3 separate regions of the Homo sapiens genome follow, and regions 2 and 3 are each linked to region 1. Evidence: read pairs that join two places in POLR2A ChIA-PET (ENCODE). Cell type or tissue: A673. All regions are shown on one strand.

Evidence for each region. ChIA-PET counts read pairs that join two places held together with the same protein. Peaks named below come from ENCODE experiments on the same cell type or tissue, not always from the same donor. Only the 100,000 strongest peaks of a DNase experiment are listed, where the experiment ranks them.
Region 2: POLR2A ChIA-PET joins it to region 1 with 6 read pairs; 4 of 35 experiments call an interaction of 5 or more read pairs at or near these places.
Region 3: POLR2A ChIA-PET joins it to region 1 with 8 read pairs; 8 of 35 experiments call an interaction of 5 or more read pairs at or near these places.

What each region holds. Positions count from the first base shown.
Region 1 is chr17:76,062,267-76,066,266 of GRCh38, reverse strand. SRP68 (signal recognition particle 68) reads left to right here. Exons shown (of 16, transcript NM_014230.4): 4 at 2,096-2,291. Among named protein-coding and RNA genes, the nearest start is that of SRP68, 8.2 kb to the left of the region's middle. In A673, no CTCF peak of the experiment used is centred here; a DNase peak (open chromatin) is centred at 2,214.
Region 2 is chr17:76,289,294-76,293,293 of GRCh38, reverse strand. QRICH2 (glutamine rich 2) reads left to right here. Exons shown (of 19, transcript NM_001388453.1): 4 at 1-2,279; 5 at 3,217-3,302. Among named protein-coding and RNA genes, the nearest start is that of QRICH2, 17 kb to the left of the region's middle. In A673, no CTCF peak of the experiment used is centred here; no DNase peak of the experiment used is centred here.
Region 3 is chr17:76,172,542-76,176,541 of GRCh38, reverse strand. It overlaps RNF157 (ring finger protein 157), which reads left to right. Exons shown (of 19, transcript NM_052916.3): 3 at 2,752-2,840. Among named protein-coding and RNA genes, the nearest start is that of FOXJ1, 33 kb to the right of the region's middle. In A673, no CTCF peak of the experiment used is centred here; a DNase peak (open chromatin) is centred at 3,801.

The DNA.
Region 1 (4,000 bases):
TTGGCCAGGCTTGTCTTGAACTCCTGACCTCAGGTGATCCACCCACCTCTTGCCTTCCAAAGTGCTGGGATTACAGACGTGAGCTACTGCGCCAGGCTGGTGTGTAAATTATTATAGAAGAGTCTTGTATTTCAGTGCTGAATACACCAGTGCTTGGCATTTGCTGAAGAATTTTTAGTCTGTCAGGCAACATGTAGTCAAGGCCCCCGGGTCTTCCTCACAGTTACGGGCCAAATTACGCTGCTGCCACCTTTTGTGTAAATGAAGTTTTATTGGAACCCAGCCACGCCCATTCACATAGGTATTGTTTAGAGCTGCTTTGTGCTACATCAGCAGAGTAGTTGTGACACACTAGATATAGAAGGAGAGGAGGCATGGTCCTTGAACCTCATTGACTTTCATCTTATTGGAAAATGTTGGTCAGTGCAAACCAGGGAATGCTACAGTAAAAGTGCAATGTTGTATATCATTTACTGTTCAGCATTCTAAAGCCTTGGAAAGGAGACTTGAGCTTGAAGGCTTTTGACAGGGAAGTCAGTAAGCCCACACAGAGGAGGCTTGACCTTGAAGGATTTGTGAGAGTGAAGAACATTCTGTGTCGGGGGAAGCAGCATGCCCTGGTATCCGTGCATGCAGTCTAGGAACTGTAAAGCTCTGGACACTTGTTAGCTGCTACTCAGGCAGTGAAAAGGTTGTGAGCTTGGTGTGTACAGTCAGAAAGCTAGAGCCTGGAGACCATAATAGGATGCAGCAGGATGTAGTGATTAAATCTCATGAGAACCAGTTGGGAGAAATCTGGACTCTCCCTTTTTTTTTTTTTTTTTTTTTTGAGACAGGGTCTCACTGTCACCCAGGCTGGAGTGTAGCAGTGGGATCATAGCTTACTGCAGCCTTGAACAACTCCTGTCTCACCCTCCTGAGTAGCTGGGACTATAGGCATGTACCACCATGCCCAGCTAACTTTTCTCTTTTTTTCTTTTGTAAAGATGGGATCTCGCTGTGCTGACCAGGCTGGTTTCAAACTCCTGGCCTCAAGTGATCCTCCCACCTCAGCCTCCCAGTGTACTGGGATTACAGACATGAGCCACTACACCGAGCCTGGACTATCTTATGATAGCAAGATCCTTTACTCTGAAGAGACAAGGTTAAGCTGAAGTTTAAGACAGATTGATCAAGGCAGTAAAGAAAGATTCACCAGTATAATAATAAAGTAGTTAACGACCTTACTGAGCACTTAGTAAGTGCCAGGTTCTGGTCTAAATGTGTTATTTGTATTACTACATGGGAGAGCGGTGCGCAGAAAGGTTAGTACTTTGCCCACAGTCACACAGCTAGTAAGCGGTGGCACTGGGATTCTGTCCCGGGCTCTGGAGCTCTTGTTTATCACCACTTTAATATACTGCCTCTTTTTTTTTTTTTTTTTTTTGAGATGGAGTCTTGCCCTGTTGCCCAAACGAGAGTATAGTGGCGTGATCTCAGCTCACTGCAACCTCCGCCTCCTCGGTTCAAGAGATACTCCTGCCTCAGCCTCCCAAGTAGCTGGGATTACAGGCGCATACCAACACACCCAGCTAATTTTTGTATTTTTAGTAGAGATGGGGTTTCACCATGTTGGCCAGGCTGATCTCGAACTCCTGACCTCAGGTGATATGCCTGGCTCAGCCTCCCAAAGTGCTGGGATTATAGGTGTGAACCACCGCACCTAGGCAATATACTGCCTCTTAAGGACTTTTCTAACTGGATTGAGATGAAGGAAGTGTTGATTCAAAAATGAGGCCAGATCGTGTGCCTAGACCGTGTCTGTTTGACAACATTCAGGAGGGGTAGGTCATGATTCTGGATTTACCGTGTTTGAGGTGGTAGAGGCTTTTCAATGAGATGTGTCTAGTAGATGATGAGAAACCTGAGATTGAGCCCAGGTTAGGAATAGAGATACTGGTTTAGAGTCATGGCTGAGAATATCAGAAGAGTTGTTTTGAGAGTGGCAAAGGCGGGAGAGTATAAAGAAAAGCCGAGAAGCCGAAGATTACACCTCAGAGAATATCTGGGTCTGTTGATGGCCTTTATTGTCTCCCCACTTCTGTCTCTGGTCTAGATACTTGCTTCTGGTTCTGATGGATGCTGAAAGAGCCTGGAGCTACGCCATGCAGCTGAAACAGGAAGCCAACACTGAACCCCGAAAACGGTTTCACTTGTTATCTCGCCTACGCAAAGCCGTGAAGCATGCAGAGGAATTGGAACGCTTGTGTGAGAGCAATCGCGTGGATGCCAAGACCAAATTAGAGGCTCAGGTTAGTACCTCAACATTCAGCTTGTTTATTGTGGAGATTAAAGACATTTTAAAAAGCTGCAGTTAAACAGAACAGAGTTTCTTAGTGTTAGAAAGTGACAGTCAGAAGAGGAAAAAAACTTTCCGAACTTGCTTTTAAGAGGAGAAGTTAGCATGTTTTGTTTATCAGCTCTTGATTTTTTTTATCCTTTTTTTAAAATTGGGCAACGCTTCATTCCATAAAATAGAATGAGTATTCCCAAGCTCTTGGTTTTTTATAACTAGCTGTAACTTTTTTTTTTTTTTTTTTCAGACAGAGTCTTGCTTTGTCGCCCAGGCTGGAGTGCAGTGGCGCGTTCTCAGCTCACTGCAACGTCTGCCTGTCAGGTTCAAGCAATTCTCCTGCCTCAGCCTCCCGAGTAGGTGGGATTATAGGCACGTGCCACCACGCCTGGCTAATTTTTTTATTTTTAGTAGAGACAGGGTTTCACTGTGTTGGCCAGGCTGGTCCCGAGCTCCTGACCTCGTGATCCACCCACCTGCCTTGACCTCCCAAAGTGCTGGGATTGCAAGCGTGAGCCACTGCACGTGGCCATCTAGCTGTAACTTTTTAAGAAAGGTCATGTTTTGATATATAGATGAAAGCTTACAATCTTGTACCTGGAAAGTTCACAAAGTAAACTTTTTTTTGGAAGTGAGTTTTTTAAAAAAGAGATGGTAGATATTGCAAGGTTTTATTCAACTTCTGATGCTTATGTTATAGCTCAGAAAATGGTTAAGTAAAATGCAGAAAACAAATTTCCTTCTTTTGAAGTTCTTTCCTGGGAAGTGAATAAATCATAATAAATTGCCTATGTATCACATTTTATTGGTTAAATACGTATTTCTCTTTAAAAATCAACCTGTGATTAATATATCTATATTCTTAGGCCGGGCGTGGTGGCTCACGCCTGTAATCCCAGCACTTTGGGAGGCCAAGGTGGGCAGATCACAAAGTCAGGAGATCGAGACCATCCTGGCTAACACGGTGAAACCCCATCTCTACTAAAAATACAAAAAATTAGCTGGGCGTAGTGGCGGACACCTGTAGTCCCAGCTACTCAGGAGGCAGAGGCAGGAGAATGGTGTGAACCCGGGAGGCGGAGCTTGCAGTGAGCTGAGATTGTGCCACTGCGCTCCAGCCTGGGGGACAGAGCAAGACTCCATCTCAAAAAAAATATATATATATATTTTATATATATATATATATATATATATATATATATATAAAATAAATATAATATATTGTATAATATACAATATATAATGTATATTATATATTATATAATGTATATTATATAATATATAATGTATATTATATAATATATAATGTATATTATATATTATATAATATATAATGTATATTATATATTATATAATGTATATTATATAATATATAATGTATATTATATAATATATAATGTATATTATATAATATATAATGTATATTATATATATATTATATATATATATCTCCATATTCTTTGTTTGGGTTTTTTGTTTGTTTTTTAGAAAGAGAGTCTCACTGTGTCCCAAGCTGGAGTGCACAGTCATGGCTCGCTGCAGTCATGAACTCCTGGGCTCATGCAGTCCTCCTGCCATGGCCTCCTGAGTAGTTGGGACTAGAGGTGCACACCACCACACCTGGCTAAATTTTTTTTTTTTTTTTTCTGAGACAGAGTCTCACTCTGT
Region 2 (4,000 bases), 230 kb before region 1:
TGGCACAGACCAACGCAGTATGGAACCACTTGGCATGGATCAGCGTGGATGTGTAATATCAGGCATGGGTCAGCAAGGACTAGTACCCCCTGGTATAGACCAGCAAGGATTGACATTGCCTGTCGTCGATCAACATGGCCTGGTTCTACCTTTTACAGACCAGCATGGTTTGGTATCACCTGGTTTGATGCCAATTAGTGCAGATCAGCAAGGTTTTGTGCAGCCCAGTTTGGAAGCAACTGGCTTCATACAACCTGGCACAGAGCAGCATGATTTGATCCAGTCTGGCAGATTTCAGCGTGCTTTGGTGCAGCGTGGTGCATATCAGCCTGGCTTGGTCCAACCTGGTGCAGATCAGCGTGGTTTGGTCCGGCCTGGAATGGATCAGTCTGGTTTGGCCCAACCTGGTGCAGATCAGCGTGGTTTGGTCTGGCCTGGAATGGATCAGTCTGGTTTGGCCCAACCTGGTAGAGATCAGCATGGTTTGATCCAGCCTGGCACAGGTCAGCATGATTTGGTCCAATCTGGCACAGGTCAGGGTGTCTTGGTACAGCCTGGTGTAGATCAGCCTGGCATGGTCCAACCTGGCAGATTTCAGCGTGCTTTGGTGCAGCCTGGTGCATATCAGCCTGGCTTGGTCCAACCTGGTGCAGATCAGATTGATGTGGTGCAACCTGGTGCAGATCAGCATGGTTTGGTACAATCTGGTGCAGATCAGAGTGATTTGGCTCAACCTGGTGCAGTTCAGCATGGTTTGGTCCAACCTGGAGTAGATCAGCGTGGTTTGGCACAACCTCGTGCAGATCATCAGCGTGGTTTGGTCCCACCTGGTGCAGATCAGCGTGGTTTGGTCCAACCTGGTGCAGATCAGCATGGTTTGGTCCAACCTGGAGTGGATCAGCATGGTTTGGCACAACCTGGTGAAGTTCAGCGTAGTTTGGTGCAACCTGGTATAGTTCAGCGTGGTTTGGTGCAACCTGGTGCAGTTCAGCGTGGTTTGGTGCAACCTGGTGCAGTTCAGCGTGGTTTGGTCCAACCTGGAGTGGATCAGCGTGGTTTGGTTCAACCTGGTGCAGTTCAGCGTGGTTTGGTCCAACCTGGTGCAGTTCAGCATGGTTTGGTCCAACCTGGTGCAGATCAGCGTGGTTTGGTCCAACCTGGAGTGGATCAGCGTGGTTTGGTGCAACCTGGAGTGGATCAGCGTGGTTTGGTCCAACCTGGAATGGACCAGCGTGGTTTGATCCAACCTGGTGCAGATCAGCCTGGTTTGGTCCAGCCTGGTGCAGGTCAGCTGGGTATGGTGCAGCCTGGAATAGGTCAGCAAGGTATGGTGCAACCTCAGGCAGATCCACATGGCCTGGTACAACCTGGTGCCTATCCTCTTGGTTTGGTACAACCTGGTGCATATTTGCATGATTTATCTCAATCTGGGACATATCCACGTGGTCTGGTGCAGCCAGGAATGGATCAGTATGGTTTGAGACAACCTGGTGCATATCAGCCAGGCTTGATAGCACCAGGCACAAAGCTTCGTGGCTCTTCAACATTCCAGGCAGATTCTACAGGTTTTATATCAGTACGTCCATATCAACATGGTATGGTACCTCCTGGCAGAGAACAATACGGCCAGGTGTCACCACTCCTAGCCAGTCAAGGTTTGGCATCACCTGGTATAGATCGAAGGAGTTTGGTACCACCAGAAACTTATCAGCAAGGTTTGATGCATCCTGGCACAGACCAGCACAGCCCAATACCACTGAGTACAGGTTTGGGATCTACACACCCAGATCAACAGCATGTGGCATCACCTGGCCCAGGTGAGCATGACCAGGTATACCCAGATGCAGCTCAGCATGGCCATGCTTTCTCTCTCTTTGACAGTCATGATTCAATGTATCCTGGTTATCGTGGCCCAGGGTATCTAAGTGCTGATCAGCATGGCCAGGAAGGTTTGGATCCAAATAGAACACGAGCCTCGGACCGACATGGAATTCCTGCCCAGAAGGCCCCAGGCCAAGATGTCACTCTTTTCAGGAGTCCAGACTCCGTCGACCGAGTCTTATCAGAAGGGAGCGAAGTCTCGAGTGAAGTCCTGAGTGAGCGACGCAATTCACTGCGTAGAATGAGTTCTAGTTTCCCCACGGCAGTGGAGACATTTCATCTGATGGGAGAGCTCAGTAGCCTCTATGTGGGGCTAAAGGAGAGTATGAAGGATCTGGATGAGGAGCAGGCCGGCCAAACCGACTTGGAGAAGATCCAGTTCCTGCTGGCACAGATGGGTGGGTGCCGCTTGCCGATAGAGGAGAAACCATTGTCTCTGTTTTCAGTTGGTTTCATCCTTTTCTTCCCCTGGCCTCAACTCCTGGCTGCTACACATCTCCCTGAGTCCCTGAAAACAGCATGTCATTCAGAGCATGTCCCACAGCCTTCAGAGTCCAAAAAAATGGGTGGGCAAAGGAGAGAACTAAGCCCCAGGAGAGGAGTGGAGCGGGTTCTTGTGGCTTTGTCAGGCTCTCTGCACAGCAGTGGGGGAAAGTGTCTGGTTATAGAGAGCAGTAGCATTGGGAGGTGGGCGGGAGAGAATGTTGAAGAATTAAACTTAACATTTTGACTGGGAGCAATGGCTCACACCTGTAATCCCAGCACCTTGGGAAGCAGAGCTGGGTGGATAGCTTGAGGCCGAGTTCGAGACCAGCCTAGGCAATGTGGCAAAACTCTATCTCTACCAAAAAAAACAAAAAAAAAATTAGCCAGGCGTGGTGGCACACACCTGTAGTCCCAGCTACTTGGGAAGCTGAGGTGGGAAGATTGTTGGAGCCAGGGAGGCAGAGGTTGCAGTGAGCTGTGATGGATCACTGCACTCCAGCCTGGGTGACAGAGCAAGACCCTGTCTCAAACAAAACAAAACTTAACATTTGCCTGTTCCCAACTCCAAGCCCAGAGAGTAATTAAGATTTTTTGCAGTGGTTGGAATTCGGGAGTCAGTTGTCCCAAAGCCCTTTAGGATGTCAGGCATTAGGTGGATGTTTCATGGGCTAAGGACAGCTCTCTCTCCCTTCTTCCCACCTCCCTTTCCCAGTCACCAGGAGACACAGGATAAAGTAATAGGTCCTGCTGTCCTCTAGGGTAGCTTCAGTGTTACAGGGGCTGGAAATGGAGATTGGGAGCCCACTAGAGATCTAACCCCTCTGATCATAAGGCTTCTGCTTTCCATAGTCAAAAGGACCATACCTCCTGAACTGCAGGAGCAGCTGAAGACCGTAAAGACGCTAGCCAAAGAAGTTTGGCAGGAGAAAGCAAAAGTAAGGAAGAGTCAACCCACTTTGTCTTTTTTTTTTTTTTGAGATGGAGTTTTGCTCTTGTCGCCCTGGCTGGAGTGCAGTGGCACCATCTCAGCTCACTCAACCTCCACCTCCCAGGTTCAAGCGATTCTCATGCCTCAGCCTCCCGAGTAGCTGGGATTACAGGCATGTGCCACCATGCCCGGCTAATTTTGTATTATTATTTGTATTATTATTAGTAGAGATGGGGTTTCTCCATGTTGGTCAGCCTGGTCTTGAACTCCCAACCTCAGATGATCTGCCTACCTTGACCTCCCAAAGTGCTGGGATTACAGGCGTGAGCCACCGTGCCCAGCCCCCACTTTGTCTTTTAATGCTAATAATAGCACTTTCCATTTGTATTTTACGGATTAAATAGCTCTTTCTTTTACATTATTATCTAATTGGATCTTTGCAATCTTATCAGATAGGAACTGCACCTTGGGTATCATCGTGTTCATTTCCTGGATCTAAAACCTGATGCTCAGGCTGGGCACGCTGGCTCATGCCTATAATCCCAGCACTTTGGGAGGCCAAGGCAGGAGGATCACTTGAGCCCGGGAGCTCGAGACCAGCCTGGGCAACATAGCAAGGACTTATCTCTACAAAAAATTTAAAAATTAGCCAGACATGGTGGTGCATGCCTGTAGTCTCAGCTACTTGGGAGGCTGAGGCAGGAG
Region 3 (4,000 bases), 110 kb before region 1:
ACTCAATAAATGGTAATTTTTGAAAGGAAGATAACTCACTAAGAAATTTCGAGAGTAATAGTAGGCAAAATCGATTTACAGAAGAATGGGAGACAACTCTAAGAGCAGAAAAAAAATTTTTTTTAATTTGCCTCTGATCCTACTGTCCCCTCCATCTTCTCTGTTATCTCTGAATTTGCAAATTTCATTTATCCTTTAGGATCCCAGATCAACTACCAACTCCTCCATGAAGCCTTCAGATTACCTCAGCCAGAAATGATCACTTCCTTTATTTTTGCCTTTTGTGGCAAAAAAATATCCATATATTTAATCTCTTTGATATTACAATTACTATGTCAGCTGCCTTATAATGCAGCTTCCTGAAAGAGCAGGGCCTTATCTTCTTGGTTTTCAATCTCTCCTTACTCCTGGCATGGAGTGTTGCATGTAGACTCTGATTGCATGAATGCAAGGCCAGCAAGGCACAAACTTTGGTGGGTAGCAGCCCACGAACAAGCTTCTCCTGAACAGATTTGCCGTTGTTGTCTTGTGCGTGTATGTGTGTGTACAGGGAGAGCCTAAAGTATAGGGGTGGATTTATAAACAATTGAACTCATTGATACCTTTCCTTAAGAGCCAAATAGCTTATGTTTCATTGCCACAGTTATCATCAAATATATTCAAAATGGAGGATAAAGAGTGCCAGGATTTTTTTTTCTTTCTTTTTATTTTTCTCTCTTTTGCGGCAGGGAGTGGCTATGGAGGAGAAAGAGTAAAGAATAAGGGAAAAGACGCATCTTTTTTTTGAAATGCAGGTAGGAGTTATGGATAACGCCCAAGTACCTGTACAAATGAAAATGATTAACTTTGCTACTCCAGAAAAAAATTTTAATCCCAAAGTCATTTATTTTGGCTTTAGAATAGACTAGCGTTTGTGTCGGATTTTCCTGCCTAATTACTTTTTGCTTAAGCTTATTTAAAAATTGTTTTAAATTCCTTTAGTATGACAGCCTAGGAAAGTTGGGGGAGGAGAAACAGGCCACAGATGGGATCTGAACTAGAATTTCAGTTTTACCATGTCAAGGCCTCCTGATGCACTGCTTGCAGGAGGGCAAAGTTGGAGTCAGCTTTGTGGAAAACTGTTTGGCAAAATAATTTTTAAAGTCTTAAAAATATGCTTACTCTTTGATCCTGTAATTCCACTTCTAGGAATTTGTCCTTAGGAAATAATCAAACAAGCATGCAGAAATATAGGGACAAGGATATTCACCACAACATTTATAGCTGCGAAAAAAAGTAAAACCAACATAAAATATTGAATAATATGGAATTGATTAAAGTATGCTATTATCTGCAATGTTATCAAAATTATGGACTTTAAAAATGTTTACCACATCTTTTTAGGTGAAAAAGAAACTGCAAAATAGTATGTTCAGTGTGAAACAGCACATAGATATAGAGGTGGACAGGATGGATGGATAGACGGACGGATGGAGATACGTATTCCATAATGTTAATTTTGGTATTGCCGAGTAGTAAAATTAGGGATAGTTTTGTACTTTTTTGTGTTTTTCAAGTTTTCTGCTTAAACATATATTACTTTGTAATTAGAAAAAACTATCATTTTTAAAAGAATGTATGGTTAATATATCAATGAAAAAGTAAATTACTGCATCATGCCCACAAAGTGAGTAATCTGAATGAAGATAATTTCTATTGAATGTAAGAGTCACATTCATACCTGTGAATTATAAGCAATTATACTGCGTACATTAAGTCAGATGCACCTTAACTATGGTTTAACTATATTGTTTCCCAAGTAAAATAACCATATTCAATAAAAACCTGTGAGGGCACAATTTGATTATAACTTGGGTGTCCTGTTTTGTGATACCACACTATGGAGGTAGACTCTTCTTGAGCCAAGAGAACCACAGTTTTGCAAAGCTGCAGAGACCAGTAGGTTTTTTGGGAATTATATGTTAAAACATTTTGATTGCCCAAATAACATTTTAAAAATACCGGGAACATTTGAAATCATTCTTGATCCTCAGAAGGCAATTCCCAGTGAAATTTTTGGCTATTTCCCCTTTCTTTATCTCATCATTATCAACAACTCAGAACTTCAAATCCAAAGGTCTAAACGGGCAAAGGGGGAAGAAGCGGATGGTAAATGATGAAGACAACCATAAACCTTTGGTGACCCCAAAATAACTCTTGGCTCACATGTTAAAGAGCTCTGCTTTATATGATCAGCTGCAGGGGAAGTTTGTTCTTTACTGTTTGCAAACTTCAGCTCTGTACACATGATGGGGCCCTCTTTTATTTGCGGTCCCTAAACTCCTGGGATACCGCATGGCCTCACCGAAGGAAAGGGCTTGCAGGTCTGGTTCCCTGTCGTCTGAGGTCAGATGGAAAAGCCTTTTGTGATTAACTCGGCCACAGTGTGTCCTTTGGTATTTGGAACTTCAGCGGTTTTTTTTTTTATTATTAATTCTCCAGGTTTTGAACACTGACCGAAATAAGCTTCATATAATGGAAAAAGAAGATAAATCTGGCTCTTTGGGCCCCAAATTGCATCCCAGTTTTCCCGCTAGCTGTGACCTTGAGCAGGTTGACTCAGTATGTCGGAGTTTCAGTTTCCTCACTTAATTAGGAGAGTTGTGCCTTCCTGCCTCACCTCTTAGGGCTATTCTTGGCAAACTGTAAAGCGAGGGACAGCTGTGGGTCTTTTTAAACACACCACCTTCTCCTGCTTTGTTTCTGACACAGTTTCCTTACGCCGCCCCACCTCCCCAAGAACCCGTGAAGACTCTGAGAAGCCTGGTCAATATCCGAAAGGACACACTGAGGCTCGTCAAGTAAGTTCCCAGAGGCTGGGGCCAGGTCCCAGGCACCTTCCTTTGGGGAGGCTGGGGGCTGGGGGACAGACTTCCCAAGGAACTCATACAGCAGTTTCCGGCAGCCCCAGAGCTTGCTTCTCTGGGCCTCAGACAGGAGTGCGGGCGCTACTTTCTGCTGAGATCAGGCCGTCCACACCCATGTTGTTCAGCACTGGATGCAATCGTCTGTGTTTGTGAAAAACTTTCGCTTGCCTAGAAATGCTTAGTATCCTTATTTTATGGATATTTTTTAAAAGGGAAGAAGAATTATTAAGGGAAAATGGGAATTTTTGCAGCTACTCCAACAAGCCAATGTAAAAATGGGAAATTTGAACTTAGAATATCAAATCCTTTATTTTATTGCTATATTTTCTTTTTCTTTTCTTTTTTTTTTTGAGACGGAGTCTCGCTCTGTCACCCAGGCTGGAGTGCAGTGGCGCAATCTCGGCTCACTGCACGCTCCATCTCCAGGGTTCACGCCATTCTCCTGCCTCAGCCTCCCGAGTAGCTGGGACTACAGGCGCCCGCCACCACGTCCGGCTAATTTTTTGTATTTTTAATAGAGACGGGGTTTCACCATGTTAGCCAGGATGGTCTCGATCTCCTGACCTCGTGATCCACCTGCCTTGGCCTCCCAAAGTGCTGGGATTACAGGCGTGAGCCACCGCGCCCAGCCTTCTTTTTCTTTTTTATTCCCTATATCATGTGTCTGTTCTCTAAGGAACTCATAGTGCACTGGGTTGGTTGCTTAATCCTCATCATCAATGTTAATTATCGTCATTTGCCTTCTTGGTGCCATCCTTGAGACAGTGTAATTTTTAGTCTGATACATTCCCACTGCCCGCCACCCCTAGATGATATGTCTACCAAGGCTGTCTGATTCTCTGGTGAAAAAATTTGGTTAGGGCAAATCAAGGTCCCAGATTTTTCTGAATAGGCAAGGAAGATGACTCAGAGACCATCTCATGCTTGTATAGAACAGCCTTATTAGCATTACAATGTTTCTGTCTGATATATATATATATATATTTGAGACAGAGTCTCGCCTTTTTTTTTTTTTTTTTTTTTTTTTTGAGATGGAGTTTTGCTCTTGTTGCCCAGGCTGGAGTGCAATGGCACGATCTCGGCTCACTGCGATC